3 separate regions of the Homo sapiens genome follow, and all the other regions are linked to region 1. Evidence: chromatin loops called from intact Hi-C (ENCODE). Cell type or tissue: heart left ventricle. All regions are shown on one strand. Links, peaks and the distances in the headings refer to the core of each region. The heading gives the core; the rest is flanking DNA. Region 1 holds the start of LOC124902439 (a long non-coding RNA gene). Region 2 overlaps LOC124902439 (a long non-coding RNA gene). Region 3 overlaps LOC124902439 (a long non-coding RNA gene).

What was found. Peaks named below come from ENCODE experiments on the same cell type or tissue, not always from the same donor. Only the 100,000 strongest peaks of a DNase experiment are listed, where the experiment ranks them.
Region 2: it touches region 1 in a loop (9-fold over the local background); 58 of 110 quality-filtered maps call a loop at or near these places.
Region 3: it touches region 1 in a loop (12-fold over the local background); 14 of 110 quality-filtered maps call a loop at or near these places.

The regions. Positions count from the first base shown.
Region 1 is chr10:63,866,212-63,876,524 of GRCh38, reverse strand. It overlaps LOC101928859 (a long non-coding RNA gene), which reads left to right. Exons shown (of 4, transcript XR_246119.4): 2 at 8,308-8,446. LOC124902439 (a long non-coding RNA gene) reads right to left here and starts at 3,936. Exons shown (of 6, transcript XR_007062161.1): 1 at 3,549-3,936. In heart left ventricle, for the core only: a CTCF peak has its summit at 4,009 (motif pointing left); a DNase peak (open chromatin) is centred at 4,024.
Region 2 is chr10:63,972,417-63,982,729 of GRCh38, reverse strand. All of the region lies in intron 1 of LOC124902439 (a long non-coding RNA gene), which reads right to left. It also overlaps the pseudogene LOC100420828. Among named protein-coding and RNA genes, the nearest start is that of REEP3, 460 kb to the right of the region's middle. RefSeq lists a silencer at 5,918-6,087. In heart left ventricle, for the core only: CTCF peaks have their summits at 5,224 (motif pointing left) and 5,993 (motif pointing right); no DNase peak of the experiment used is centred there.
Region 3 is chr10:64,035,563-64,045,875 of GRCh38, reverse strand. All of the region lies in intron 2 of LOC124902439 (a long non-coding RNA gene), which reads right to left. It overlaps LOC105378333 (a long non-coding RNA gene), which reads left to right and starts at 8,572. Exons shown (of 3, transcript XR_946014.3): 1 at 8,572-8,743. RefSeq lists enhancers at 3,661-4,161, 4,345-4,424, 4,445-4,524, 4,605-4,694, 4,705-4,754 and 1 more. In heart left ventricle, for the core only: CTCF peaks have their summits at 4,299 and 4,515 (motif pointing left); DNase peaks (open chromatin) are centred at 3,705 and 4,415; H3K4me3 peaks cover 699 bases.

The DNA of each region.
Region 1 (10,313 bases), core at 2,000-6,999:
TATAGAAATGCAAATCAAAACCACAATGATATACCATCTCACACCAGTCAGAACAGCTATTACTAAAAAGTCAGAAAATAACAGATGCTGCTGAGGTTGCAGAGAAAAGGGAACACTTATACACTGTGGGTGGGAGTGTAAATTAGTTCAACCATTGTGGAAAGCAATATGAAGGTTCCTCAAAGAGCTAAAAGCAGAAATATTCAACCCAGCAATCCCATTAGTTTGTATATACCAGGTGAATATAAATCACTCTACCATAAAGATACATGCACGTGAATGTTCATTGCAGCACCGTTCACAATAACAAAGATGTGGAATCAACCTAAATGACCAAAAATGACAGATCGGATAAAGAAAATGTGGTACATATACACCATGGAATACAGCATAAAAAGGAATGAGATTGTGTATTTTGTGGGAACATGAATGGAGCTGGAGGCTATTACCCTTAGCAAAGTGATACAGGAACAGAAAACCAAATACCACATGTTCTCACTTATAAGTGGGAGCTAAATGATAAGAATTTATGAATACAAAGAAGGAAACAACAGACACTGGGTTCTACTTGAGGGGGGAAGGTGGGAGGAGGGAGAGGAGCGGAAAAGTAACTATTGGGTACTGGGCTTAGTACCCAGGTGATGAAATAATATGTACAACAAACCCCCATGACACATATTTACCTACGTAACAAACCTTCACATGTACCCCCAAATCTAAAATAAAAATTTTTAAAAAAAGACAGAATGGTGACTGCCAGTAGTGCAGGGAAGCATGGTGCAGAGGGCAGAATGAAGAGATGTTGGTCAAAGTGTACAAACTTTCATTTATAAGATGAAGTTCTGGGAATCTAATGTACAACACTGTGACTACAGTCAATATGACTGTATTGTATACTTGCAATTTGCTGAGAGTAGATCTTAAGTGTTATCACCACCAAAAAAATGGTAACTGTGAGGTGATGAATGTAGTAATTAGTTTGAACATGGTAATCATTTTATTATATAAATGTATATCAAATCATCGTATTGTATATCTTAAATACACATTATTTTATTTGTCAGTTATACCTTAAGAAAGCCAGTGGGAAAAAATAAGAAAAATAAACGAATAGAATGTTTCTGGTTGCACTAAAGCATCAGGCATTACTCAGAACAAATATTTGTATCTTTTAATGACATTTGCAAAAGATAAATGTAATTATAAAATCCTAAAATGGGAAAGTTCCTAGTAAGACCATACAGTTCAGCCACTGTTCTGCCTCCAAGAAAAGCTAAGGAAAATTATTTTGAACATGCAGCCTTATATCATTAAAACAACAAAATCATGTGCCTATTCAGTGAGTTCTTAAGGGGCAGAAAAGTTAAAATCTAATCCCTCAATCAACCGGTGCAGAGTCTCTCAATCCTGGCTTCACAAATGCCCAGGGCTATGCCTCACCCCTCAGATATTCAGATCTCAGTGGTTGCAGTGGGATCCTGGGAAGTGATATTTTTTTAGCCTCTCCAAATATTGTAATATGCAGCCTGGGTTATGAATCTCTGATCGCTCCCTAATATTTTTAACATCTTTATTGAGATATAATTCACATATCATAAAATTTATTCATTTAAATTACACTTCAGTGGTTTCCTGTATGTTCATGGACTTGTAAAATCACCACAATCTCACTTTACAACATTTCCATCACCCCAAAATAAAACTTGTACCCATTAGTAGTCAAACACTATTCCCCACCCTATCCTTCCCTCAGCCTTAGGCAACCACCATTCTACTTTTTCTCTCTACTAATGTGACTACTGTAGGTACCTCATATAAGTGGAATCACACAATACTTGTGTCTGGCTTATTTCACTTTGCATAATGTTTTCAAGGTCCATCAATGTTATAGCACGTATTATAACTTCATTTTTTTAATGCCTGAATGGTATACCATTATACGGATATAACAATCTTTGTTTATCCATTCATCAAGTGATGGACATTTGGCTTGTTTCTACTTTTTGGCTATTATGAATAAATTTCCCAAATATTTAAAAGCACTTTCAAAAGCTCTGCTTTTTTAAGTAATATAAAGCATGCATGTAACAGCTTGAAAGCATTTTTTGGGAAGGGAACATCAGTACTCACCCTTCTCTGTGGCGGCTTCCTTTAATCTCACTACTCTTCCAGTGTGGAGTGCAGAACTGAACACAATTCTTTTAACACTGTCTTGGTGGAATTTCAATGTCTAATTGCTTTGCTCAGCCTTACATTCTTGACACCCATGTCAACAATCCCACTGTATTTCTTTTTTTAAACGAGGATATGGCCTCACCTAGTCAGCTTATTATTTATTGTGACTTGGAGCAGTCTTTTCCCACACACCTTAGTGCAGAACATCTTAACACTTTTGGGACTTTCAAGTCACTCATTTCAGCAGCAACAGCAGCAACACCATACCTCCAACAACTCTCTCTTCCTCTCTCCATTCAAAACTGTATGAAACAAGCTCTCACGTTAGTCAGTTCATCTCCTTTTGAAATCAGACCAATGCTGTTTCCTTGGGCAAATTGCATATGAAGGCTCTATCGTAAAAATTAAAGTAACTATCATGTACAGGCACTTACTTTCAAGTACTGGGCTAAATACTTAACACAGATAATTTCATTGTATACTCATAACCAGCCTGCAAGATAGGTACCATTGTTTCTATTTTACAGATGAGAAAACTGAAATTTGGAGCAACATACCCAGTACATGCAGTGGATGAGTAACAGTGATATGGTTTGGCTGTGTCCCCACCCAAATCTCAACTTGAATTGTATCTCCCAGAATTCCCACGTGTTGTGGGAGGGACCCAGAGGGAGGTAATTGAATCATGGAGGCTGATCTTTCCCATGATAGTGAATAAATCTCACAAGATCTGATGGGTTTATCATGGGTTTCCGCTTTTGCTTCTTCCTCATTTTCCCTTGCCACCACCATGTAAGAAGTGCTTTTTGTCTCCCACTATGATTCTGAGGCCTCCCCAGCCATGTGGAACTGTAAGTCCAATTAAACCTCTTTTTGTTCCCAGTTTTGGGTATGTCTTTATCAGCAGCATGAAAACAGACTAATAAGAATAACACCAGATTTCCACCCAGATCAATCTGGCTCTCTGCCTCTCTATTATATATCCTCTTCTGCTTATATAATCATGGAATTACTCAACAGATAATTGTGTCATAGTTATGCCAGCAACTATGCCAGACCTATCGGATACAGAAATAGGCAAAGCAAAAACGATTCCTGCCTTCATGGGGTTTACCGTCTAGTAGAGGATAGAGACACCAATTGTATTGTCCCACAGTCATATAATTACACACTGTGAAAAGTACCATGAAGGCAAGTTGCACTGAACTGAGTGAGTGTGTCACCTGGTCTAGTAGGGTACCAGGGGAGGGAGGGAGTGCTCCAGCTCCCCAAGAAAGTAACACTTGAAGTCTGAAAATCTTCATCCTGGTCCACAAAGAAATTCTGGAAGTGGGATCAGTGGGAGAGGAGAATTTTCTGAGGAAGAGGCTTACCTGGCTGAGATGTGCCTCAGCAATAATGCTGGCAGGTGGGCACCTGGTTCACCACCCTTTCCCCACAGACTTTCTTTGTCCTCAGTTGCCTGTCTCCAGGATGTCTCTTGCATTTGTCCTTATTTCACTTCATGCCACGTGCCTGGTTGTTCCTTCAGCTTACCAGAGCAAATCAGCACCATCTTCTCAATGATCCACAACCACAGAAAACATTCCCACTGAAACCAACATCCATTCAGAAAGGAGAAGGTGGCCCAAATGATTAAGAAACATGTTACACTCTATTTGGCTGGTTTAATTCCAAAAGGTTAAGAGAATATTATTTCCAGGAGCCAGAAGTGGAGAGAAAAAAAAACAAGTCTGCTTTTATGCAGACATCCAAATTGCTGCAATATTAAAGCTGCTCTGGATTGAAGGCCGTGAACTGTGCTGCTTCTGCTCCAAGAGCCTTGGTTTTGCTGCCATCTGCTGCTCCACGCCAGGCAGTGCACTGCGATTCACCAAGGCCTTGCTACACAGCCAAGGCAAGAGGGAAAAATGAAGAGCAGGTTCCAACTCCTGGGCTGAGAGGGCTGCTCCCTCCGGGAAATGGTTGGGCAGCTGGGCCTGGGGTCTGCTGTTTTTGAGAAGCCAGACTCCCTCTTTTAGAGCTAGGGAAGATGCACTGATCGAATGACAGCAGAGAACTTCTGAATGTGGTGTTTTCACTCATCCTGCTGACCTGCTTAAACGCCCTCCTCTGAAATGAATACATCCACTCTACCCTTGGGATCAAATCGACACCTCTCTTGACCTGACCCTGACTTGAGTCGTCTCCAACCTGACTCTTTTTTGTTTTTTCTTTTTTTGTTTGTTTGTTTGTTTTTTGAGACGGAGTCTCACTCTGTAGTCCAGGCTGGAGTGCAGTGGCGCAATCTCGGCTCACTGCAAGCTCCGCCTCCCGGGTTCACGCCATTCTCCTGCCTCGGCCTCCCGAGTAGCTGGGACTAGAGGCGTCCTTCACCACGCCCAGCTAATTTTTTGTATTTTTTAGTAGAGACGGGGTTTCACCTTGTCAGCCAGGATAGTCTCGATTTCCTAACCTCGTGATCCGCCCGCCTCGGCCTCCCAAAGTGCTGGGATTACAGGCGTGAGCCACCGCGCCCGGCCTCCAACCTGACTCTTATACTCTGCTCCAACCACACTGTGAACCATACCGTTGCCCCCACCCACTTCCCTCTTGCCCTCCAGCGTTTGCCCAGAACGTTCCTAAGGCTTAAGTGACCTATGATACCTGCCCATCCTCTTTCCTCTCACTCTTACCCAACACAGATCTCGGCTTAAAGGTTATGTTGCCTGGAAAGTCTCCAGCCCTTCCTCGCCTTCCCATGTCCTCTCCCAAATGCTCCCCTCTCACTCGGTGTCTCTTCCTGACTTAAGATCTACCACACTCACAATGGAGAAAGGGGAGACACTTAGATCAATGGAACAAAATAGAAAACCCAGAAAGAGACCCACATAAACATGACCAATTGATTTTTTAAAAAAAGCAAAAGCAGTTTAATGAAGAGAGTCTTTTCAACAAATAATGCTGGAACAGTTGGATATCCATATGTACAAAAAAAAGTGCTTCAATCCACATCTTGTACCATATACAAAAATTAACTCAAAATGGATAACAGACCTAAATATAAACCTAAAATTGTAAAATTTCTCGAAGAAAAATCTTTGTAACTTTGAGTTAGACACAGTTCTTAGATATAACAACAAAATTGCAATCAATAAAATTTAAAAATTACTTGCTTACGCCTATAATCCCAGCACTTTGGGAGGCCAAGGTGGGCAGATCACTTGAGGCCAGGAGTCTGAGACCAGTGTGGCCAACATGGCGAAACCCTGTCTCTACTAAAAATACCAAAATTAGCTGGGCGTGGTGGCACATGCCTGTAATCCCAGCTACTCGGGAGGCTGAGGCAGGAGAATTGCTTGAACCCAGGAGGCAGAGGTTGCAGTGAGCCGAGATCATGTCACTGCACTCCAGCCTGGGCAACAGAGCGAGATTCCATCTCAAAAAAAAAAGAAAGAAAGAAAAGAAAAATTTAAAAATTGGTAAGTTGGGTTTATTAAATTTTTAAGTTTTTGCTCTGAGAAAGACATAGCTAGAAAGGACAAACTGGGAGAAAATAATTGTAAATTTCACATCTGACAAAGGATTTGTATTGAGAATATATAAAGAATTCTCATGAAGAAGGAGGATGGTTTGAACCCAGGAGTTCAAGCTGCAGTGAGCTATGATGGTGCCACTACACTCCAGCCTGGGAGACAGAGTGAGACCCTGTCTGGGAAAATAAAAAAAAAGAATAATTCTCAAAACTCAACCACATCAAGCAAATCTAGTTTTTTTTAATGGGGAAAGATTTCAACAGGTACATTACCCGGAAGATATATAGATGGCAAATAAGCCTGTGAAATACATTCAATATAACTAGTCATTAGTGAAAAACAAATTGAAACCACAATGATACTATTACATCACTAATAGAATGGCTAAATTAAAAAAGAAGAATATCAAGTGCTGACAAGGATACAGAGCAACTGGAATTCTCATACATTGCTGGTAGGAATGCAAACTGGCATAACTACTATAAAAGAGTGGAAGTTGTTTCATCTTAGATTTATTTTATCTCTAAGTAGCTTCTTATGAAACTAAATATACACTTACCATACAACCCAGCAACCTCGCTCCTGGATAATTACCCAAATGAAATGAAAACCTGTGTTCACACAGAAAATAATATGTAAATGTTTATAGCAGCTACATCACCAAAAACTGGAAACAACCAGAATATCCCTCAAGCTGGGAATGGATAAACAAACTGTGGCACATCCATTCAATGGAAAACTACTCATCAATAAAAAGAAACAAATAATCAATACATGCAACAACATGGATGAATCGCAAATACACTATGCTATGTAAGAGGGCAGACCCAAAAGGCTATATACTCTGTATGGCTCCATTTATATGACATTCTGGAAAAGACAACTATAGAACTGGAGAACAGATTGGTGGTTTCCAGGCACTGGGGAAGAGGGCAGGCTTAACCACAAAGAGGTAGAGGAAATTTTTTTAGAGGAACAATGGAACTATTCTATATCATGATGTGTGATAGTTATATGACTCTATGCATTTACCAAAACTCACAGAACTATACACTTAAAAAAATGAATTTTATTGTATGTAAATTTTTAAATAGAAAAAAAATTAATCACACTCGGGGCAGCCACTGATATATACGATGCCTTGGCAGGATTTGCAAAGAGGCTCCCCCTCTGTGACAAAAGTCCCTGTAGTTCTCATGTCTGCCCTGGAAGAGGGGATGGAGACTGGGTTTTAGCCCCACTTGCCTCCATTATCTCCCCCTAGGCCAAACTTTGCACAAACTGCTCAGCCTTTTCCAGTCATCGTGGCCTAGATTATAATCAGCTATTTATTCATCTGTTTCCCTGCTATCATGAGTTTCTCAAGGAGCTTTTCTGATCCATCATCGTAGCCCCAGCAAGCTGCCAAGTGGCCGGCACAACAAGTATTTGTGGAATGGATGAATGAATGATCACTACTTCCCAGAACTCATCTCTGAACAGCCCACTCACAGCGACATCTCCTTCCTATGAAGTCCTAGAAGACATATCTGTGCCTCTTATTTGTCATAACTAACAATAGAGGCAGTAACTCTATATTGACATAAATGTGGATAGACAGGTTTCTTCCCAGCTAAATTGTAAGCTCTTTTATGGAAGAAAAAGGCACACAAACCTATGTCCCATACAGAGCCTTGAATAGTGCCATATGCATAGGAAGAGCTTAATAAATGTTAGTTGATATGCTGAAGAAACATAATTTTTTCTTAAAAGTATATGGAGAAGAGAAATCACACTAAGAGGCAGAAAAAGACATTAAATAAAACCATTAACATAATCAAATAATTTTTGATTGACAAGGTTTTAATTTTCTTTCTTTGTTAACATGGATATGTGTTTCTATTAAAGAATAAAAATGAGCCAAAGGATTAATGCTAAGTAAGAAAATGCAGTGCTGATAAAAGTGAACGTTCAAATGTTTTCCTCTATGTTTTCATAAATAAGGTTTGTATTTCTGTATATTCTTATATCTCTGGAGAGAAACACGGTATATGAAAGGAAGCCATTGTGCAGAGACACAGCTCAGCTTCCAATTTGCTTTTAAGGATATCCATCTTGTAAATGGGGATAAACTGTAACACCAGGCTTCTATCTTTCAGTAGGAAGAACATGTGCAAAGCATTTCAGGATCCTTGAGGGAAAGGGAAAATAGCTAGCTATTGACAGCATTTTTAGGATGGATGTTGATAATATAGTAAAAGCACTCGAGTATTCGAGGTAGGGGAGGCAAATGTGGCTGCAACATCAAGCATCCCATTTGATCACCAGGATAGAGCTGCCCCGTCAACTGTAATCCTCGGCTGCCATCAAGGTGCCCATCAGTATTAATGTTACTGTTAAATACAGCCAGTTGACTGCGGTACTAATAGAGTTAATAATAGCCACATAGCCAGACAAAAGACTAGAAGCAGGCAACCAAACTCAACCTCAGAATTTCATTCAAGAAGTGCAGGGCCTGCCTCCTGGCTTGCATATGTGTCTCCCACAGCCACAGCCAGGGAGCAGAAACGTTATTCCTCAGGTCTGACAGTTCTATGTTTCCAAGACCTTCCTTTACATCTCACTGACTTCCTTTCAGACTGAATCTTGTCTGCTCTGGGGAGGCACGGAGGAGCCTGTGACTTGTGAGTTCCAGTAATCATTGTACATCTCTGCTTCTGCCTTTGCCAATGAGCCTGATTTTAGGCAGAGAAAGAAGATTCTGCCTAACAAAGTAGGTAAGAGGAAGGTCTCAGAATAAAGAGACCAGGGTTCTGCCACTTACTTCCTGTGTGTCTTTGAGTAAGTTACTTGACCACACTAAGTCTCAGTTTTCTCACCTCTAGAATGGAGATAATAAAATTTACCTCATAGGGTTATGTAAGAGGTGGATGGGATAGTGCACATAAATGGCTCATTATAGGGCCAGACACATAGCAAGCACATAATCAACAAATGGTCATCTTTAAATGTTTTTAGTCATGCTAAAGGCAAACTGGGGAAAGGGCAAGAAAAGTGACTTCAATGCCACTAACTGCATTTCCAAAAAAGAACCTGAACATTCCTCCTGGTGACTCCCTGTAAGAAGTTCACCATAGAGACATCTGCACCAAGCCTACCCCAAGCCCTGCTGGTTCATGTGTCAGGTGGAATCTTTCTCTGACAGTCAGAAACCAAAGCTGCCCCCACCCAGAGACACAATACGCCAATGACTGCCAATCCCATTTCCAGATCAAATGTGCACTTGCTGACTGCTTTGAACAGGTCATTTGGCTGACTGGTTTCCAAGAAAGTCACTGACTATCAAACTAAAAATCTGAGGCCATTTATTGGTTAATAGTCCAGTCCCAAATCACAGGTGGGGCTGGCCGCTGGCAGCTCTGGGAAGAACAGTCATCCCATCCTTGGCTCACACACACCTCAGTTCTCTTCTGAACTCTTTTACCCTCTCCAGGGTGCCTTCATGCTCCTTTCAGAAAACCTGAGCCCCTGGACACCTCATCGTCTCATGTTCTAGGCCAGTCTCCTGAGAGACATTTTACTGATCCCTGACCCATCAGAGATCCTTTTCCAGAGGTTTGAGTGTTTTGAGGCATTGTCCTTGAGGTACTATAGCAGTGTGATTAAGAACCTAAGCTCTAGAATCAAAATGCAGCCATAGTGACTTTGGCCAAGTATTTCCTTTGTTTAAATAAGGGAAAAATACTAGAACCTACTTGAGAGGATTGAATGAGATTTCTAAAGCTCTTGGCACATAGTGGCACCTGGTGGATAAATGCAAAACAACAACAAAAAAAATTGTTTCATATTAGCATTAGCTACCCTATGGAAAATGAACAGACATGCCCCTGTTGAGAAAGGTAAGAACCCACAGGTGTTACAGCCTGGGGGAGAGGCTGTTTCTGCAAAGCAGGGAAGTCTGTCTAGGGAGCTCTTTACCACCCACCATCATTACTGCCAGGCCCCAGCTCCAGGATACTGAGAAATGCAGCAGCTCCTTCCTTGATTAGATTTCAATATTCCAATCGCTAGACCCTTGCCACTGTTTCAAACGCCTTTCAAAAACTAAGAGGCAAGGAAGAGCTTTCTCAGCAGCTTCCAGTCAATTCTGAAGAAATGCCTCTCATTTTTCTCTACTAAGAAAGCAATTTGCCAAGGGACCTATAGCCAGGAGGAAAGGCTTGGCGTTCTTTGGAGATTTATCGCCATCTAGAGGATGCACTGCCACAGTGCAAGACAAATGTGGCCGAGGAGATTTCCCCGAAAGGGGCTTCTCCTCCCTTCTCGGCTCTGCAGCCTTCCAGAGGGCGTGACGCCGGGGATTGACAGTCTGCACGCCGTCCAAGAGGGGAAAGCGTGCCATTGAGACAACTTGCATTTCAAAACATCAAAATACAATCCCTTTCTTTGAGTCCACTGTTCCGAAATGCTTAATTATTTTAAGGGTCTTTTCCTTCTTAATTTCTTGGAGATTGTTATCTGTTAGAGATTCTCACGGGTACTTTTCTAGAGGTGGCATAGCCACAGTCTCCCTGGTGCTGAGGGTGGAGGGGGAGCTGTACTAACCCTAGGTTATATGTGTACCACTGTATGTGCTATTCTACG
Region 2 (10,313 bases), core at 3,480-8,479, 100 kb before region 1:
CTTCATGCCTAAAACACCAAAAGCAATGGCAACAAAAGCCAAAATTGACAAATGGGATCTAATTAAACTCAAGAACTTCTGCACAGCAAAAGAAACTATCATCAGAGTGAACAGGCAACCTACAGAATGGGAGAAAATTTTTGCAATCTATCCATCTGACAAAGGGCTAATATCCAGAATCTACAAGGAACTTAAACAAATTTAAAGAAAAAAAAAAACAACCCCATCAAAAAGTGGGCAAAGGATATGAACAGACACTTCTCAAAAGAAGACATTTATGCAGCCAACAAACATGAAAAAAAGCTCATCATCACTGGTCATTCGAGAAATGCAAATCAAAACCGCAATGAGATACCATCTCATGCCAGTTAGAATAGTGATCATTAAAAAGTCAGGAAACAACAGGTGCTGGAGAGGATGTGGAGAAATAGGAACACTTTTACACTGTTGATGGGAGTGTAAATTAGTTCAACCAGTGTGGAAGACAGAGTGGTGATTCCTCAAGGATATAGAACTAGAAATACCAGTTGACCCAGCAATCCCATTACTGGGTATATACCCAAAGGATTATAAACCATGCTACTATAAAGGCACATGTACATGTATGTTTATTGTGGCACTAGTCACAATAGCAAAGGCTTGGAACCAATCCAAATGTCCATCAATCATAGACTGGATACAGAAAATGTGGCACATATACACCATGGAATCCTAGGCAGCCATAAAAAATGATGAGTTCATGTCCTTTGCAGGGACATGGATGAAGCTGGGAACCATCATTCTCAGCAAACTGCATGTTTTCACTCATAAGTGGGAGTTGAACAATGAGAACACATGGACACAGGGAGGGTAACATCACACACTGGGCCCATCGGGGGTGGGGGACCAGGGGAGGGATAGCATTAGAAGAAATACCTAATGTAGGTCATGGGTTGATGGGTGCAGCAAACCACCATGGCACATGTATACCTATGTAACAAAATTGCCCGTTCTGCACATGTACCCCAAAACTTAAAGTATAATAAAAAAAATTAAATAAAATAAAAATGGTTTTTTCTTTTCTACTGCATCATCAAGCTGCAAATTTTCTGAACATTTATGTTCTGCTTCCCTTTTAAAATGGAATGCTTTTAACAGCATCCAAGTCACCTCTTTAATGCTTTGCTGCTTAGAAATTTCTTCCACCAGATACCCTAAATCATCTCTCTCAAGTTCAAAGTTCCACAAATCTCTAGGGTAATGGCAAAATGTCACCAGTCTCTGGTAAAAGATAATAAGAGTCACCTTTGCTCCAGTTCCCAACAAGTTCCTCATCCTCAACTGAGACCACCTCAGCCTGGACCTTATTGTTCATATCACTATCAGCATTTTTCTCAAAACCATTCAACAAGTCTCTAGGAGGTTCCAAACTTTCTTGTATTTTCCTGTCTTCTTCTGAGATCTCCAAGCTGTTCCAGCCTCTGCCTGTTACCCAGTTCCAAAGTCGCTTCCACATTTTCAGGTATCTTTTCAGCAAGGCCCCACTCAACTGGTACCAATTTACTGTGTTAGTCTGTTTTCACACTGCTGATAAAGACGTACCTGAGACTGGGAAGAAAAAGAGGTCTAATTGGACTTACAGTTCCACATGACTGGGGAGGCCTCAGAATCATGACAGGAAGCGAAAGGCACTTCTTACATGACGATGGTAAGAGAAAATGAGGAAGAAGCAAAAGCAGAAACCCCTGATAAACCCATCAGATCTCATGAGACTTATTCACTATCATGAAAATAGCATGGGAAAGACCGGCCCCCATGATTCAATTACTTTTCCTAGGTCCTTCCCACAACACATGGGAATTCTGGGAGATATAATTCAAGTTGATATTTGAATGGGGACACAGCCAAACCATGTTAGGGACAAACATCCAAATCATATCACACTGGCTCAAGATCTCATATCTCTCCCGGACTTTTACATACTGTCTCCTTAACCTGGAAATAGCCCTTTTCCACCTGGCTGCTTCCTCTTCCTTAAGACACAACTCAAGTTTCTTCTACCCGAGACTTAGTTTTATGTTGTTAGTCACTCCCACTGCCCTAATACTGACCTTTCCACTTGTATTTTTGGTCTATTCCTCTGTCCTCCCTAACACGTTGTAAATTCATCTGGAAAAGAGACATCTTTCAACTTTATATCTCTAGGGCCTAGCGCAGAGTCTACTGTAGAGTCATAATGAATAAATGTGAAATAAAATCAAATGTATGGAGCTGAGGGAAATGCTTGTACTTTTCTGTCTTCTCATCTTATGTAGGTTCTCCTGTTATGACATGACTTAGAGAAGATTGCACCATCAGCAACTAAGTCTAATGGAGACACAGCAGGTCTGTAAGGTCAGCCAGATTTAAGTGAAATTATAATTCTTAAGATTTGGCATTTTAGTAGCATTAGAGCCAGACTGGTTATTTTTCTAAATAGATCCTGTCTAGATACTTCCCTGAAGAAAGGATATTTCCTGATTTTTTTAAGCAGCATGATACAACTGTAATATGTGTTATATTAACATTTTCAATCATTACAGAGCAGGTGGAAGCTCTTCCTTTCTTTGTTCTTCCAGGCCATGAGCCCAGATGCCAGGCCCATCCTTTCTGAGTATGAATGTGTGGAGATAACTGGCAGCTGTAGTCTGAATGTATCCCCCAAAATTCGTATGTTAAAGAGCAATCACCAATGTGATGGCATTAAGAGGTGGGACCTTTAGGAGGTGATTATAGGTTAGGTTCTTATGAATGGGATTAGAGCTCTTATAAAAGACCTTGCTCTTTCACTCTTCTGCCACCTGAGGACACAGTGTTTACTTTTCTTTTGCCTTTCTGTTCTTTCTGCCATGTGAGGACACCTAGGTGGCACCATCTCTGAGGAGTGGGTCTCCACCAGACACAGAACCTACCAGCACCTTGATCTTGAACTTCCCAGTCTCCGTAACTGTGAGAAATAAATTCCTGTGGTTTAAAATTAGCCAGTCTCTGGTATTTTGTTATAGAAGCCCGAATGAACTCAGACGTTGCCCTAAGTCTACATTTTTTTGTCAAATACACACACACACACACACACACACACACACACACACACACAAACATTGTTAAATGATGAAAATTGTAAAGTGTGATTTCCAAATATGCCTCAGGGATGATCTTGCCTGCAGGGAGGTCAGAGTGATGGGAGAGTAGCCAGGAGGGAGGAGGCAAGAGCAAGACGCCGGTCTCTCCATCCTCTGGACCTCATGTCCTCCTGGGTTGCCATTGCTTATATTCAAAAATGCCAACTTCAAACAACAGCATGTAAACTCATAAAGTATGGGCACTTCCACTTCTATTCACTGGCCACAGAAAACTGCACAGTTAAGTCTGGCTCAATATATCACCATTCATGCAAGTTAATTCTTCCTCCAACATTGAGTCAAAGAGCAAAGACACATGAATTAGGAAGAACAAGGCTTTATCTATCTATCTCCCCATCCATCTGTTTATCTATCTATATAATCTGGGAAAGAAAGATAAGGGCCCACTGAGACAAATGATTAAAGAGAATGGGGCAGCTGTAGGAGCAGAGGGTAAACTGCTAGTTACAAGACAAGAGGAAAACTGGCCCAGGGCTTCAGATTGCCAGGCTATTTAGGCAAAGCCAGGTATGGCTTAGTCGATGATGTGTGCAGAGCCCTCTTCTACTCTCTACAGTGGAAATTTTCAAGTCAAGTATGTGAACTTCTGACCAGCCTCATTTGCCCCACACCCTCTGACAGACATATATACCACCCCAAGGTGCTGGTCCTGCAGCTTGCTGTTAGAAGACAGACAGAGGGTTAAATTTGTTTGACATAACTCCATAAAACTGAGCCTCTTTCCATCAGAGTGATGGCTATTCACGGGGGACAGTGGTCACTGCAGCCTGCCATTTTCAAAGAAAGCTTGTGTTTCTTAATTGCACTAGGAGAAGGCAAAGGGTGGATGGCACCACATTTCCATTTGCCACAATCCCTGCTGCTAATGAAAGTGTCCCAAAGGCAAGGCTGATGTTTGCAGTGATCACATCAGAATTGGAAGTATTCTAACCAAAGGTAGGAGCAAAAGTGTCTCCAAGCACAGGTATTTTCTCAGTAGTGCTGTCTCCTCAAAAGTCAAATGGGGTACCATGGCTAGGTGACCAGGTATTCTGACTCAGACCAAAGCAGAAATGTCTCCTGAATCATGTACAGCCTTGTCCCCTCTGACTGTAACAGAAGTGTTATGTGTAATGAGTACCCCAGGAGCTCAGAATGATAGTAGGAAGAGAGGCATTTCCAAAAACAAGTTCCATGATGTCCCTTCCCATTGTACCATCTGGACTTTAACCACATGGGCTCCAGGTGCTCTGATTGTATGTGAGAACATAAGGACCTGCAAGCACAGGTATGCACTAGCTGCTGCTATTCCTAAAGATGAACTCTGATCAGGCACGCCTCAGGTGCTCTGATTGTAGGCATGAAGGAAAGTATCTCCAAGCATGAGAGGGGTGCTGATCTCTCCCACTGCAACAAGTGTGCTCTGGCCAGGGGGACCCTAGGAGCTCTGACGGAAGTTGGGAAAAGAAAAGCCCAACACAGGTGTAGTGCTGGCCCCTGTGACTGTAAGAGATATGCTCTGGCATGACGGGTCTCAGCTAATCTGACCACAAGAAGGAACAAAACTGTTGCCTGGACCTTGATTCTTCTCCATGGGACTGACTCCTCCAATAGTAACAGATGTGCATTCACCCAGCTGGCTCTGATTATAGACATGAAAGAAAGTATCTCCCAGATTTGCTCTTTGTAGAGATGGACCAGATTGCTCTAGGCCAGCAAGAACCTGGTACTCAGGTCTAGGTGTCTCAGCTCAGGAAACCAGTGTCTGCTCAGTCCTGCACCAAAGCTGAGTGGTCTAGATATGGATCTTGGACTAAGGCAGCCACACTCATCCTAAAGCTACTGCAACCCATAGAGGCCACAGATTCCATAAACACAAATGGGTCTGCAGTAGGGTTGGCAAACAGTGAACTATTGCCCCCAAGTCCTGGTGCAGACTCTAAAGCCAGAATTAGTAGCTGTACCAACTAAGAAAATGCCTGAGGTGCAACCACAAGCCAGCTGGGTGATGACAGGGATGTCAAAGGTAGAAAATGGAGACGTCAAATCCATGAAGCTGATTGAGTTGTGCTGCCATCTGGTGGTTAGGATGTGGCAGAGGTTAAATCAGGAGCTTGTGCTGAGGCTTCCTGGTTTCCAAAAGGGAAAGAGCCAACAAAGCTGGTAGCTCCAGGCTGCAGCCCATCAGGGACCTGAAATATACACAGGGGGTCAAAATGATTTTGCAAGTTGCATTAGGGCCACTAACCAACTGTGCCAATGCTGCCTCTGAGTAGCATATTATCTGAACCAGAGAGCTCCGTGGAAAATGGGAAGTATTCGCTGGAGACCAGGGAGACCAGAGATGACAGCCTGGGGAAGGAGCTTAGTATCCATATCAATTTCATCAGAGTCAGAGGTAGGATTGGATGTGGACTCTGCTGAGGTGCTGACTACAGGCATAGAGGCAACTACAGAGGCAGTGATAGGTAGGCCAGAAAAAGCAGAGGCACTGGGGAGAGTGGCTCCTGCCACTGCCCACTAGAGATCCCAAATGTGGATGAGTGATGGCTCTCAGCCCAAGGGAAGATTGAAAGTTGTGGTGGGGCTGCTGATCATAAATGCAAGTGGGCTGGTGGAGGCTGGGGCCTTTGCAGGAGATATGCGCTCCATACTGAAATGTGCCTGGACAAATGGGAGGCAGCCTCACTCTGGAGCCTGGGAACACCTATTTCTTCTCTCAGTAGTGCTGGCTCATCCAGTAGTAACAGGATTGCTCTGAATAAGTGGGCCTCAGTTACACTGACCATATGCACAAAAGAGTCTCCCAACACAGTGTGGCTGGCTCCTCTCACTGTGCCATCTGAACTTTATCCAGCAGGGGGCCACGTGGTCTCACTGTAAATGGAAATGCGTGGGCCTAAGCACAGATATGGGGCTGGCCCTGTGCTGCTACGGATGCTCTGGTCAGGTGTGTCCCAGGCGCTATGACTGTAAATATGAGTAGAGGTATCTCCAAGCACGGAAATAGTGCTGGCCCCAGTGACTACAACAAATATGCTGTGGCCAAGTGGGCCCCAGGTGCTCTGAAGAAAGGTAGAAGCAGACAGAAAAGGACCCTCAAGCACAGGTGTGGTTCTGGCCACTCCAACTGTACCAGATGTGCTCTGGCACGGTGGGTCCATGTGATATGACCACACACACAAAAAGTGTAATTTCTTCTCATTGGGGCTGACTCCTCCAGTAGTAACAGATATGCTCTCAACCAGGAGACCAGTGCTCTGACTACAGACAGGAAGAAAACTGTCTCCCAAGATCAATTGGCTCTCCATAAAAGTGCGGTCTGCAGCCTGGACAACACGGTGAAACCCTGTCTCTACTAAAAATACAAAAAATTAGCCAGGCGTGGCAGCGTGTGCCTGTAGTACCAGCTACTGCAGAGGCTGAGGTAGGAGAATTGCTTGAATCCAGGAGGCAGAGGTTGCACAGTGAGCCAAGTTCACGCCACTGCACTCCAGCCTGGGCAACAGAGCGAGACTCTGTCTCAAAAAATAAAAAATAAATAAAAAATAAAGTGGGGTCTACATTTGCAACAAGGATGCTGTGAGCCATCAGGACCATTGTGCTCAGATTTAAGCCTCTCTCAAAATGAGTTCTGGAACTGGGTGACCCCCTTGGTTCCTCACCAAAGCTGAGTGGTCTAGACATGGATCTTGGGCCTAGGGCAGCCACACTCACCCTAAAGCTGCTGCTCCCCACTGGGGCTGCAGATTCCATAAACACAAATGGGCCTGCAGTAGTCTTGGCAAGCAGTGAACTACTAGCCCCAGGGCTAGCATTCTGGTGGGGGCTCTAAAGCTAGAAGTAGTGGCTGTACCAACAGGCAAAATGTCTGAGGTGCATCCAAAGGGCAGCTGGGTGCTGAAAGGGATGCCAAAGGGAAAATAAGGATGTAAAACCCACGAAGCTTATTGATGCTGTCAGTGAGTGGCTGGGCTGCAGTGGAGGTTAAGTCTGAAGCTCTTACTGGGGCTGTCTGATGTCAATAAGTTACCAAAGCTGGTAGCTGCAAGCTTCAGCCCAGAAGGGGCTCAAATGTGGGCTAAACAGTGGCTCTTGGGCCACAATAACTTTGAAAGTTGCATTTGGGCCACTGACCAACTGTGCAGACAAACTGGTGGGAACAGGCTGAGGTAATGCTGCTCCTGGGTGACATGTTCTCAGAACCAGGGAGCTCCATGGAAAATGGGAAGATGTTCTCTCTGGAGCCTGAAGGAGAACTCAGGAAGAAAGCTTGAGAAGGGGGAGTGATGTCCATGCCAGTGACATCAAAGTTCAAAGTAGCTAAGAGTTCAACCGTGCAGACGTGCTGGTTGCAATGGAGGACATGACTGCAGAAGCAGTGATAGGCTGGTGGGAGAAGGCTGAGTACTGGCGGAGGTGACTGGGGGAGGGTATCCATGAATCCACTGGAGAGTCCATAGGTGACTCTATTCTGCAGGAGGCAAGCTAGGAGAAAATCAAGGTGCTGGCAGGTGTGAGGAGGACAGTAGTAGAAGACACTCCAGCTATGACTGAGGGATGGGAATGCAGGTCCTCTGTTCTTATTACTAAGTGGAACCCCCAAAATGAGCTTGAACCTAAAAGGAGAAAGACAGTCAGCACAAACAGCAAATGGAGAATCAGGAGAGGAATGTGCATCTCATTCTACAGTCAGTCTCTGGAGTGTGAGAAGATAGAAGGGCAGACAGGACTGGGGCCCTGGCAGACTGGTCAGCTAAGTTTGCAACTGGGAATGTTTTAACACGCAAGACCCACAAGGTGAAAGTGACCAGGGGCAGGATGTTTTCATTCCCTACAGCAGGCAGAGCAATAGAACCCACAGGCTGAGTGACACTGCAGTCCATGGTGGCTTCAGTCTTAACTTCCGATATGTTATTGAGCCATTGACACTCAGCTTTCTTCTCTAAGCTTAGGTCTTCTCTAATGACTAGACAAGGAAGCTGAGGAGGGGAGGAAGGCAGCTCACCTCCATCCCACAACAGTAGCAGTGGCGGCAGCAGCAACATTGAAATTTTCCATCAACGAGGCCTACAGCTGGCAGATGTGGGTGAAGAATTTCTCCTTGACAAGCATCTAAATGGTGTCTGGAAGCTTTTTTCCCTGCTAGTCTCCTCCAACATCAGTGAGTGGAGAGCTCTCCGACGGCCTTCATCAAGCACTGTCTCTGTCAGCCTCTTGAGCAGGGGGGAGCAGGATGAGCTCTTTGAAGACGTCTGGGCTGTCTTTACTCAAGCCGTCTTCTGGGAGCCCAGATTGGAGGTCTCAAGACAGAGACCCTCGACTGCACCGGAAAAAAGACAACAGTCCAGTGGCCTCCATAGGCCTAGATGCTGATGGCTTAGTGCTCCTACTGCCACTGTATGCTGATGATTCACCCCTGCTGCCACGGGGCCTCTTCTCTGATCCTGCCACCGTTGCTCACTAGTTGGTGTCCTCTTCCTTCGCTGTTTCTTTCCTGTCCTCTCCTAGGGCCCTTCACTCAGTCTCCTTTGGACAAGGATCTACCCAGTGATTGATGGCACCAGCCTCAAGGGACGACTAGCGGCTAAGGTGGCAAACGGAGGATGGTCTCTTTGCTCCCAGGAAGAGGGATGTTTATTGTTCCCGGGTGGCCTGATTCTTCGAAGTGGCCCATTGGAACACAGAGTGTCCCCCCCAGACACTGCTCAGAACGGAGGGCTGAGCCTGCTGCTGCACAGAGGCAAAAGCTCGCAATGCTCATAGAACAACCCGCGAACAGGGCCCAGGAGAGCTGCAGGGAACCGAGCGATCTGGCCAGGCGGAGTGGCGGGGGCGGGGGAAGGGCGGCGCAGGGACCAGTGGGCGAAGCTGCCAGTGAGTTGCCTGTGAGGAGCCGTTTGAGCTCTGTTGTAGTTGCTAGGCGCAGAGATCGCCTAGCTATCGACTCTGCTCGCAGGCGGCGCTATCCCACGCGGTGCTGGCGACAGTCACTGGAGCACGTGGCAAAGAAAGGGCGCACCAGCGAAGGGCGCCAGAGGGCAATCTTAGCCGCCCACCCGGCGTCCTGTCGAGCGCTTCGGGACCTCCTGCCTCTGAGGCAGGAGTTTGGGCTCAGGTGGGTCCCACGCTGTTGGGGACTGTTGAGGACTGCCACTGCGGAGGCCCGGACCCACAGGGCCTGCGAACCCCTCAGCGCCTGGTACGGGGCGGCAGCTTGGGAAATCAGTTCCCGTGTGTCCTCTGGTCCTTTTCCCGGAGTCACTGAGAGGCAGAACATGCTCAAAGCCAGAGCGCGAGAGCACCCCATTTCCTGACTGAATGGAGGTGGCTTGCATGCAAGGAGGGTCCAGTAAGAGGGGGAAGGGCAGGAGACAAGGGACTTTGGATCTCGTGCGGCATCTAGAACGCCTAGGGTTCCAGGATTGCAGCAGAGTATGTGCTACGGTGGGGCAGGGACCCCAAGCAGCACAGGCGCAACTACCCTAGACTTGACTGTTCCTTTCGAGTTGCCACCACAGACGACACCAGTTTATCCCCACACCTCCACCCCATGCTTCAGAGCTAGGGTCAGAGATGGGGATGCCACCTTCTCTAGGAACCTCGCGAGTGCCTGGAGTCAAGTGCGCTTCTCTTGGCCACCCTGCAAAGGCCAGATCCCAGAGTTTCATCAGCTGACACGTAAAGGACATAGATAGAAAAATACAAAAAATTAGCCGGGTGTGGTGGCGGGCACCTGTAGTCCCAGCTACTCGGGAGGCTGAGGCAGGAGAATGGCGTGAACCTGGGAGGCGGAGCTTGCAGAGAGCCGAGATCGCGCCACTGTACTCCAGCCTGGGCGACAGAGCAAGACTCTTGTCTCCAAAAAGAAAAGAAAAGAAAAGAAAATACAATAGCTTTTTACGTATTGACCTTATATATTGGGAACTTGCTAAGTTCACTTTCCACTTCTGATAGTTTCTTTGTGGATTCCTTAGGATTTTTTTACATACACGTTTCCTATAAGTAATGACAGTTTTACTCCCTCCTTTTTAATTGGTATGCCTTTTATTCCTTTTCCCTAACTTCTACATTTACAAGGACCTCCAGAAAAATGTTGAACACAAGTGGAGAAAATGAATATCCTTTTCCCGTTCCCTATCTTAAGGGGAAAGTATTCACTATGCAGCATAG
Region 3 (10,313 bases), core at 2,205-7,204, 170 kb before region 1:
AATTTTAATGATTTTTAATCACCTCTTTGATTTTCTAAGGCCTCCCAGTTTGGATGATAAATTATATGGTCACTCTAGCCCTGGCCCATCATAGAAAAATAATAATTTCTATTCTGGGACCTACTGCAGAAGAAGAGAGAACTCAGCAACTAGTGCCACTTCCATTTTTTCCTTTTGACCTGTGCTAATAATTAGAGGATTTGTTTTGTTTTCTGGCCTCATAAAATGAATCTGGATCTGGTTTTTTTTTTTTTTTTTTTGCAGTTGCAAGATTTAATAGAGTGAAAACAGAGCTTCCATAAAATGGGAGGGGACCCAAAGGGGGTTGCCGTTGCCTGCTCGAATGCCTGGATTTATATCCCGATCATTGTCCCCCGCCCTGTGCTCTCAGGTGATAGATGATTGGCTATTTATTTACCTTCTGTTTTTGCCTAATCAGCATTTTAGTGAACTCTCTTTACTACCTGATTGGTTGGGTGTGAGCTAAGTTGCAAGCCCCGTGTTTAAAGGTGGATGCGGTCACCTCCCCAGCTAGGCTTAGGGATTCTTAGTCGGCCTAGGAAATCCAGCTAGTCATGTCTCTCAGTTCCCCCTCTCGACAGGAAAACCCAAGTGCTGTTGGGAAGGTTGGCCGACAACCACTCTAACTGTTTCCTGCTGAACTGGCGCATAGTAGGGGTCGTGCAGTTGAGATTTCCTCGGGAGGGGTGCCTTCGATGTCACTAGCATCGGAACATGGGCTAGCAGGCCTGTCCAGGGGTCCGCGGTGGATCTTAGTCATGGACTGCATCTGGGGCTTCATTTGAAGAACAATTTGTAGTTTTACAACTTTGATTCTGGAAGAGACAAACTTAACAAGGAGGTTAAAGATACAGGGATTTAAATGTATAGCCTGCAGTGCAGGGGATTATTTCTTTGGCACACTTCACAGGCCCTGACTATCTGCTTGACAGTTTTGAAAAGGCCTCGTCCAGTAAATAATGATTTGGCCATCTGATGGGTGTTATCAATACCTAAGTGAAAGGTTTGGTGAAGGGTTTTAAGTAATTTCCAATGGTTAGCTGCAGGCATGAGGACATAGTTTCCTCCCCTCAGGATAGCTAGCCACCGAAGAAGGAAAAATACTTTTGGATTTGTTTTCTTTTTAAGCATCCAGTGTTAAGCCTACAGGTGGGCCAAGGAAAACTGTAATAAGCTCAAAGTAAATTATCAAGGCACTTTATAGAAACCATTCAGCAATACCATCCAATATATTTATTGTATCAATCCTCATATAAAGATTTACTTTTACACTTTTAACATTTTATTTTTCTTAATCAAAGATAGAACTATCTGTTTGACCAAAAATTGTTTCTTTCCAAACTCCTGCCCTCACATCGTATAAGATTAAGTATGTAAGTGATGAAGTAGCCAGTGGCTTTGTTTATTTTGAATAAGTGCTTGATTCAACAACAAATAGTAGACAGCTAATTAGCCATGGTAGTTTTCTGCTTTAATATTGCCCAATCAACCAGGGAAAGAATGATTCCCATTGAAAACTCAGGAGTTCTGAGTTTGAGTCCAAAGTTTGAGCAAACTATCCATTATGTACTGAATTGTGTTCCCCCAGAAAGACAGGTTAAAGTTCTCACTCATAGTTCTTCAGAATGTGAAAACATTATTTGGAAATGAGATCTTTGTAAATGTAGTTAGTTAAGTTACGAAGTCTTACTAGGCTAAGGCGGGCCCTTAATACAATATGACTAGTATCCTTATAAGATGAGGGAAATCTGGACAGAGACACAGGAAGGAAGAACACCAAATAAAGACAGAGGCAAGATTGGGGTGACGCAGCTACAAACCAGGGAATGCCAAGGATGGCCAGCCACCACCAGAAGGAGAGGGGCCTGGAACAGATTTGCCCTCAGGGACCTTAAAAGGAACCTATTCTATTGATACTTTGATTTAGGACTTCTGGAACTGACAGACAATAAATTTCTTTTGTTTTAAGCTACTCTGTTTATAACACTTTGTTACTGCAGCCCTAAAAAACTAGTACACTCTCTAATCCCTGTAACCCTCAGTTTCCTCCTGTGTACAACGAGTGCACTAGTAAAATCCACTCTCAAGCTTGTAGTGAAAATCAGAGTACTTAATGTCTGGAAAAGCACTCTGTGAACTGTAGAGCACTAAACCCATGACACAGACACCTTGGAAGGAAGAAGGATCCACAATTCCCCTCCTCTGAGACTTTCCCAGGAACACATCCCGCCACCTGACCCAAGAAGGCAAATCAGATTTTCTCTCTTATGAATAAGGAGTTGATACCAAAGCTCTGATCATTCTGTGTAGAGCACCTGACCTGAAGGACAACCACCTTTTTCACTGCACTGGAAGCAAGGGGAGAGAGTCTGCAGGGAGAAAGGGATGAAGCAGAGGCCCAAGAAACCTGGGGATGTTAGGCCACACAGCCCCAGAGAAAGACTCACAGGATATCTGCATGGTTCCCTCAGGCTTTCTCATTCTTGCTTCACACCCTTTCCTCTGGACTGTAAGCACCTTGCACCTGCATCATTTCCTGTACTCCTCTGTCACTGGGAGGATGTCAATATGAAGCTAAAATATAAATACATACAATGGCATTAAAATGATAGAATATAAGAGATAAGAGGTGAGAAAAAGGGTGGGAGGGCGTGGTGGGGGAGAGAGAGAGACTGAGAGAAAGACTCAGGCTTACTTTTTTTGACAGTTCAATATAAATCGTGCAAACTCTGGGCTACACCCCAACTGAAAGGCTACAAGAGCTATAATTACTGCATATTAATGACATCACTCCAATTGATTTTGAAAAGAAAAGCGCTACGTGACATTTGCTAACATTATTTAGTATTTCTGAGACCTCAATTTTATCCCCTATAATGGTTGAACAAACTCTATTAGTGGTTCATAAAACTGGGGATGCTGGAGGTATAGGGGTCGTTGATATTTTCTGAATTTTGAAAGTAATTCATTAAATAATAATTTAAAACTTTCTAGTTTTTTTTGTCATCAACCCTTACAAGCCCACTAGAAAAAGTTTCTTTCTGTTAAGCTATTCTTCTTGGTAACAAGTTAGATCAGCAACTCTGCATGCATTTGGTTAATTTGTCCAACGATTTTTTGATAGACTTAAAGCTTTCCAATCACAGAGTTCTGGGTAGCAATGGCTATCTCTCATAAGGAAAAAGCTAGAAACCAAAGAAAGTGATTTTGAAGCTCCCTTTTGGCTGTAATAGTCCAAGAGTCTTCAAAAATTGGGGGTGGAGCAAGGTGGCCAAAAAGAATACTCCAGTGATCATTTCCCATAGAAACATCCTTTTGAACACGTACCCATGTGGGAAGGTACCTTCACAAGAGCTAAGGAAATCAGGTAAGAGCTCTCAGTGCCTGGTTTTAGCACAATAATAAGAAAAGACACATTGAAGAGGCTAGGAAGGACAGAGTCTCACTGCCTGCTTCACCCTTCCCCTAATTCCAAGCCTGGAAGCTTGGAGAGAGGCATTGCTTGCTTCAAGGAGGGAGAGTGGAGTGAGTGCAGGATTTTGACGTGGAGCCTGGTACCGGGCAGAACTCCAGGTCCCCATCCCAGGCCAGGGCCCGCAGATGGATCGTCTGGACCCTCCCGGGTGCCAGGCCTTGGTCCTGGTGGGATGGGCTCATGTCCGGCCTGCACGGCTGAGGGCGTCTCCAGGGGCTTCGGCCACACGTGAACTAGAGGCAGGCAGGCCGGGGATATGCCGGCCCCAGCCGTGCACTGTGGGTGCGATCCCCCTTAAGGTCAGCCTTGGTGGCCACGTTGCTGCCTCCACCATCCCGCCCCCAAAGCTGGGCAGCACAGTGCAGAGAGCGACTCCGTCCGCTGGGGAAGGGGAAAGCGCTCAGTGCAGGACTTTGTCTTGGAACTCAGCACTGGCCCCCACGAGCCACTGTGAAATCCGACATTGGCTGGTTTCCTCCGTGTGGCAGAACCAGATAACCCCAGGCTGGAGCCTGCGGACGGAGTCGCTTGGGGGACCCGCGGCCCGGTGTGGCGGCCTCGTGCTCTGGGCCGCCTCGGCGCCAGCTGCCTCGGTGGCAGGCAGGCCACAGCCGCGTGAGCCTGGGGAGTAGCCCTGTGCTGGGCTGGTCTCGGAAGCTGCGGACTCCGGGTGTGGCCCAGCGTCGGTCAGCTGTGGTGGCCACGGCGCTGCCGTCCCATCCCTCCCCCAACCCCAGGCCGCCGGGCACAAAGAGAGGCAGCGTCTGCTTAGGGAAAGGAGAGAGAAGTAGCCTCAAGACGTTGCCTTGGAGCCCAGTGCTGGACCCACCAAAGTGAAGCCCAGAGCTAGGCAGAACTCTGCAGCGCCGGAATGGAGCATCTGGACCTGCCCCAGCCTAAGGCGGAAACTCACCGAAGCTTTTTAGGTCCCTCGGAAACAAGGTCACAGGCACACCTGGGCTCAGCGCGCCCTCTAGTGCTGAAAATGTGGCAACACACAAACCACGGACTTGTGGCAAACGTGGGCTTAGGGTGCCATCTAGTGCTGAAACAGCAGCAGTGAAAGAGGTTCAGAGACGGTAACAGAAGGCTTAGAGGCTCTGGAAGGACGGGGACAACGTCAGTCTTTGAAGACTGGAATAAATACCTAGTCTTTCGACACACAGACTTGTCACATGCCCACAAGTATCAATAATAATATTCAGGGAACCAAGACCTCACCAAATGTACAAAATAAGGCACCGGGTGCTATATGAACAGGTGCCCAACATCACTCATCAGGGAAATGCAAATCAAAACTGCAGTGAGACATCACCTCACTCCAGTCAGAGTGGCTACTATCAAAAAATCAAAAGATAAGTGTTGACAAAGATGTGGAGAAATGGGAACCCTTACACACTGCTGGTGAGAATGCAAATTAGCACAGCCATTACGGAAACCAGTATGGTGGTTCCTCAAAAAGCTAAAAATAAAACTAACATATGATCTAGCAATCCCACTGCTGGGTGTATATCCAAAGGAAATGAAATCAGTATGTAGAAGAGATATGTACATTCCCATGTTCATTGCAGCACTATTCACAATTGCCAAAATATGGAATCAACTTAAATATCTATCAATACCTGAATCGATAAAGAAAATATAGTGTGCATATACACAATGAAATACCATTCAGCCATAAAAAAGAATAAAATCCTGTCATTTGTGGCAACATGGATGAACCTGGAGGACATTACATTAAGTGAAATAACTAGCCACAGAAAGACAAATATCTCATGATCTCACTCATATGTGGAATCTAAAACATTGTTCTCATAGAAGTAGAGAGTAGAATAGTGGTTACCAAAGGATGGAGAGTGGTGAGTGAGGAGATGATGAGAGACTACAGTGAGTTAGGAGGAATGCATTCTGGTGGTCTACTGCAAAGCAGGATGACTAAACAATGCCATATTGTATATTTTAAAATAGCTAGAAGCTGTAATCCCACTTTGGGGGGCCAAGGCAGGTGGATCACCTGAGGTCAGGAGTTTGAGACCAGCCTGGCCAACATGGTGAAACCCCGTCTCTACTAAAAACACAAAAATTAGCCCAGCATGGTGGCAGACGCCTGTAATCCTAGCTACTCAGGAGGCTGAGGCATGAGAATCTCTGGAACCCAGGAGGCAGAGGTTGCAGTGAGCCGAGATTGCCCCACTGCACTCCAGCCTGGGTGACAGAGTGAGACTTTGTCTTAAAAATAAAAAAGCTAGAAGAGGGGTTTATGAGTGTTCTCATCTCAAAGACATAATGTTTGAGGTGATAGATATGCTAATTACTCTGATTTAATCAGTTCACAATGTATACAACTATTGAAACATGTTGTACCCCATAAATATGTACAGTTATGTCAATTATAAACTTTTTAAAAAATAAAATAAATTGCCCATCCTAAATTTCTAGAATTTGCAGTAATAACTCATTTTTTAAAAAATAGAAAAAAAATCCAATCCTTTAAATAACACAAAGATGACAAAGGACAGATAAAGCTTTTCAGCTTCAAATTTTCTCTGATACAGAAAAGTGACTGTTCCAAAAACAAACAAAAAACATCCTTTTCTTCAATCAGGAGTATCTGGGTGAATTCCAAGAATCCAAAAATAAAATAACTAAATTTCACTGATTTTATTTGATCTGTCAAAGCCAGATAAATAAAACTTCTCTCAAGTCAGGCCTTTCAATTTGTTTTCTTCTGTTTTTACCCTGCAGTAACTAGGCAGAAAAACCCTATCCCGTTGCCAAGGATCACCCAGATCTCAAGAAATCAATTCTCTGGAAACTCCTCATAAATCATTTGCTTCCCAAACAGCAATGGGCCTGTGAAATTGAAAACACTAAAAAGTACATTATGAAAGTAAAAGTTTCTTTAAAAGCCTTCACGGTTCGCGGAGGCCACATGCACCTTAGGCAACACCAGCAGAGCAGCAGGAGGGGAAAACAGCCGGCATTATTGAAAGGCACGTGGAAACCATAAAAGCCACAAGTCGAGGAGGAATTCTAGAATCAGTACACATGGAGGAGGGCCAGCAAGGTGCAGGCTGTGGGCAGTACCACTCAAATGCCTACAACCCACAGCTGAGAAAAAACAAAAAAAGCTCACACAACACAAGGTGATTATGACCAATGAGTTATACCAACTGGGAACTTCGTAGAAGCAACATCCTACACCTTGATTAGTTTCGTGTTCTCTGGGGAACCCTCGCACAGTGTTAGGCACGGAATGTTGCTTACTCATCCCTATCAAGTCAAAGGGAGTTTTTAAAGGAATGTAGGCCACCTAACTTATGTAATTTAACTGGGTTTTGAAATGAGAACATACAGAATCACATAAGTTTAATGAAATCCTTGAAGAGCCTGTACCTCTGGCCTCAAATCCTTTCAAGGAATGAAAGGGGAGCAAATTTGGAGTAGATAGAAGCACCATTTGGTTTGGAGTCACATTCACAAAGGTCCTGAACTTAAGCCATTTGATGGTATCCCCAAATAAACCTACACACATATGGTCACAATATCCTCTGGCAGACAGAATAAAGACAGTCATCCTACAACCCTGTAAGCTTGTGTCCCCTTACTGAAGTGCATATGAGTAATAGTTTTATAAATACTGTAATTCTTTTATGAATAGCCAAAGGAGTTAAAAGCAATTATATGTAAACATTTATACTGCCATAACTGTAAGCTGCTTTAGTCATTTTTAAATTTTTAAACACACCAGTAGACTCAAAAAATCGTGATGGCTCTGTTAGGAGCTTCTCAAAGTGAGGAGAATCATGAAATGAGATCTGCCCAGGCCAGGGAGTCCTGCATTACATGGGCCAAGCAACAAACACACCTAAGCAAAAACTGTACACAGAAGGAACTACAGCTTTTCCACTGAACTCCAGGGCTTTGCACAGTGCCAGTCACACAGCCACTTTGAAAGCTGAGCACGTCCACATGTCCGTAGCCTCCTTCTGAGAAAAGCAGCCATGGGAAATGATTTCTGCCAAGGTCACCATACTGTGTTCTGTGAGACCCACTATCACGGCCAAGGCTGATTGGTCAAGAGGTTGGTGCCTGAGCCAAGCCACCTGCCAAAAACCAGCAGGCCTCGGGAGTAGCCTGACAGGACAGCCTTGCCGGGCAGGATGCTCTATGCTGGACAGGAAGCGACTAAACCAATGACATTCTCAAGGAGCTTCAATACTTCCAAGAGTCAGAAATCAAGAGAGTGATATGGAAGCCAAAGGCACACAGAGAAAACTCAACATGCGGAGGTCATAAAACAGCAGAAACCACAAGTCACAGAGAAGAGTGGAAACAGAAGACACTCAGTAGCAGGAAAGCTACAATCCCTAGAGAGACTGAGGAAGGATATGCTTATTCAGGGCTATGACTGAGTCTCGGGGGACAAGAATAAAAGTGGATTTAAACTTGATTACCTTTGTGAAGATCCTATAGCCAAATAAGGCCACACTGCAAAGTAGTGGGGTTTAGGACTTCAACATATGGATTTTGAGGTGGCAAAATTCAACCCATAATAGTGTCCAACAGTCAGTGTGACTGGTATCCTTATAAAAAGGGGAAATTTGGAGACAGTGTGCTCACAGGAAGAACGCCCTGTTAAGATGAAGGCAAAGATTGGGGTGATGCATCTATAAGCCAAGGAACCCCCCAAATTGCCAGCAAACTACCAGAAGCTAGCGGAGGGCCACAGAGCAAATTCTCTCTTTCACAATCCTCAGAAGGAAGCAACCCCATTGACACTTTGATCTCAGACTTCTAGCCTGCAGAACTGAGAGACAATAAATGTCTGTTACATCCCCAGTTTATGATACATGGTTAAAACAGCCCTAGCAAACTAACCCAGGCACGGAGCGCTACCGTTGAGTGAGAAACATCTGCTCTGTTCCTTGAGGCTGACTATTTGGCTACTGAAAGGCTTTCTGTCTTCTATCCTCCCGCTCATGTATCCCCACAATAACTCCCATAACCTCAGACAACCCGAGCCTGTCTGCTCCCTGGAAGCTGAAAGAACTTCAGTAACTCAGTTGGAGTGCAGGCAGCAGTGTTTGGGAAGGAGTAAATGAAGCAGTTGGAAGCAAAGAAGCTGCTGCTTTGGGATCCGCAAATCAGAGGATCAGGAAATGTGAAACAACTTTCCTGACAGCTTCAGGGAGTGACATCCAGGCAGGAACTCGGCGGCTTGGCAGAGCTGGAGGAGGATAGCAGGTGAGCCTGGGAAACCTACATCCTGGCAAGCTTCTTGCTGGGGGGAGGGATCTGGTCTCCCAACCACTTGTTGTTCCCATCCAAGCCACTCTCTCCAATAGAACAGTTCCTGAAGGCACTAATAGAGATCAATTTTCTCTATTATTCGGGGTCTGCAATGCAGCAAATATTTCCGAAGCCAGCCTAATCTCTTAGCAAAGCCCCTTGACTCCCCCACACAGCTGTTTTTAATGGTGGACCAGGGACCACATCATGCAAGCACTTTCTGGGTTCTTTTACACTTCCTCCTTCCCCTAAAGCTCATTTTCCCACAGCCTGCATTCACTGGATGCCTGGTGTGAGGAAAGAACTGGCACATGTCCTGATTCAGCCATCTGTGCTTCCTCTCCCCACCAAAGTGAAAATGCATTCAAACTAAATTATTTTGAAAACACATTCTCTCCATTCAAGTTCTACTTCAAGACCTCACAATAGAGGGCACCTCCACGATCTCATTCCTGGCAGCACTTGAATGGGGGCTGCTGAACAATACACTCTCAGTACTTGCTCAGAAAGAAAGACAAGACTTGGGACGAAAACAGGTGAAAGCTCTTCCGAGATTTAGAGAGACAGGACCCGGTGCCGAATTGCTTTCCAGGCGGTCAAGCCGCATTGCTCATTACGTGGAGTGAATGGGATGATTCCAAACCAGCCCTGGACGAGGTGGCAAGTGAACATGTGCTTTAATTGCTGCTTATTCAATGTTTAAATTATACGTTTTTATATTTAAGCCAGTGTTAATTTATTTTGCCTTTTTATACCTTTACATTAAATAAGCTTTCCAAAAGGCTTTAAGGGGAACAAACATTTTTGACTATTTTCCTTATGCCAGACCACATAATGGGCTCACAGTTTATCTCATTTTATCTTCACAACATCCCTTTGTAATGAGTACTTTTATCTTCATTTTAAGGAATAGTAGTAATCCAGCTCAGAAAGGTTAGTTAACTCATCTAGGACACACAACAAATAGGCAGAAGGAGCAACATTTGAACCTAAGTTTTTACCATTACACCCTTCTAGAGATAGATGGAGGGTGACTTTTAGTATCAGAGAAAAGATTATTTGGATGCAGTGATTAAAACATCTCCTCTATTATTGATTCTTTATATTTCTGAGATAAATCAATTAGTACCACTGTCAGAGTGTGAGAATCAACCATTTCTAGCATAATTATGTATCAGTAATTATTGATCCCTAATGAACATAAACTCTATTTTAGGATTGTGGCCAGTGAGGCTTAGAATGGTTCTTTAGGAATCCTCTAGTCCCACAGAAACCACATTTTAGACTAAAATTTGGACTAGAAGGATTCCTCTACAATGTCTAAATAGCAGTTACAATTTTTATTTTGCTCAATTGAGAAGAATTATAAACTAGAATCAAAATGTAGTGGTGCTTTCTTTTTTTTTTTTTTCCTGAGACAGAGCTCCACTCTGTCACCCACGCTGGAATGCAACGGTGCAATCTCGGCTCACTGCAATCTCTGCCTCCCCAGGCTCAAGCAATTCTCCTGCCTCAGCCTCCTGAG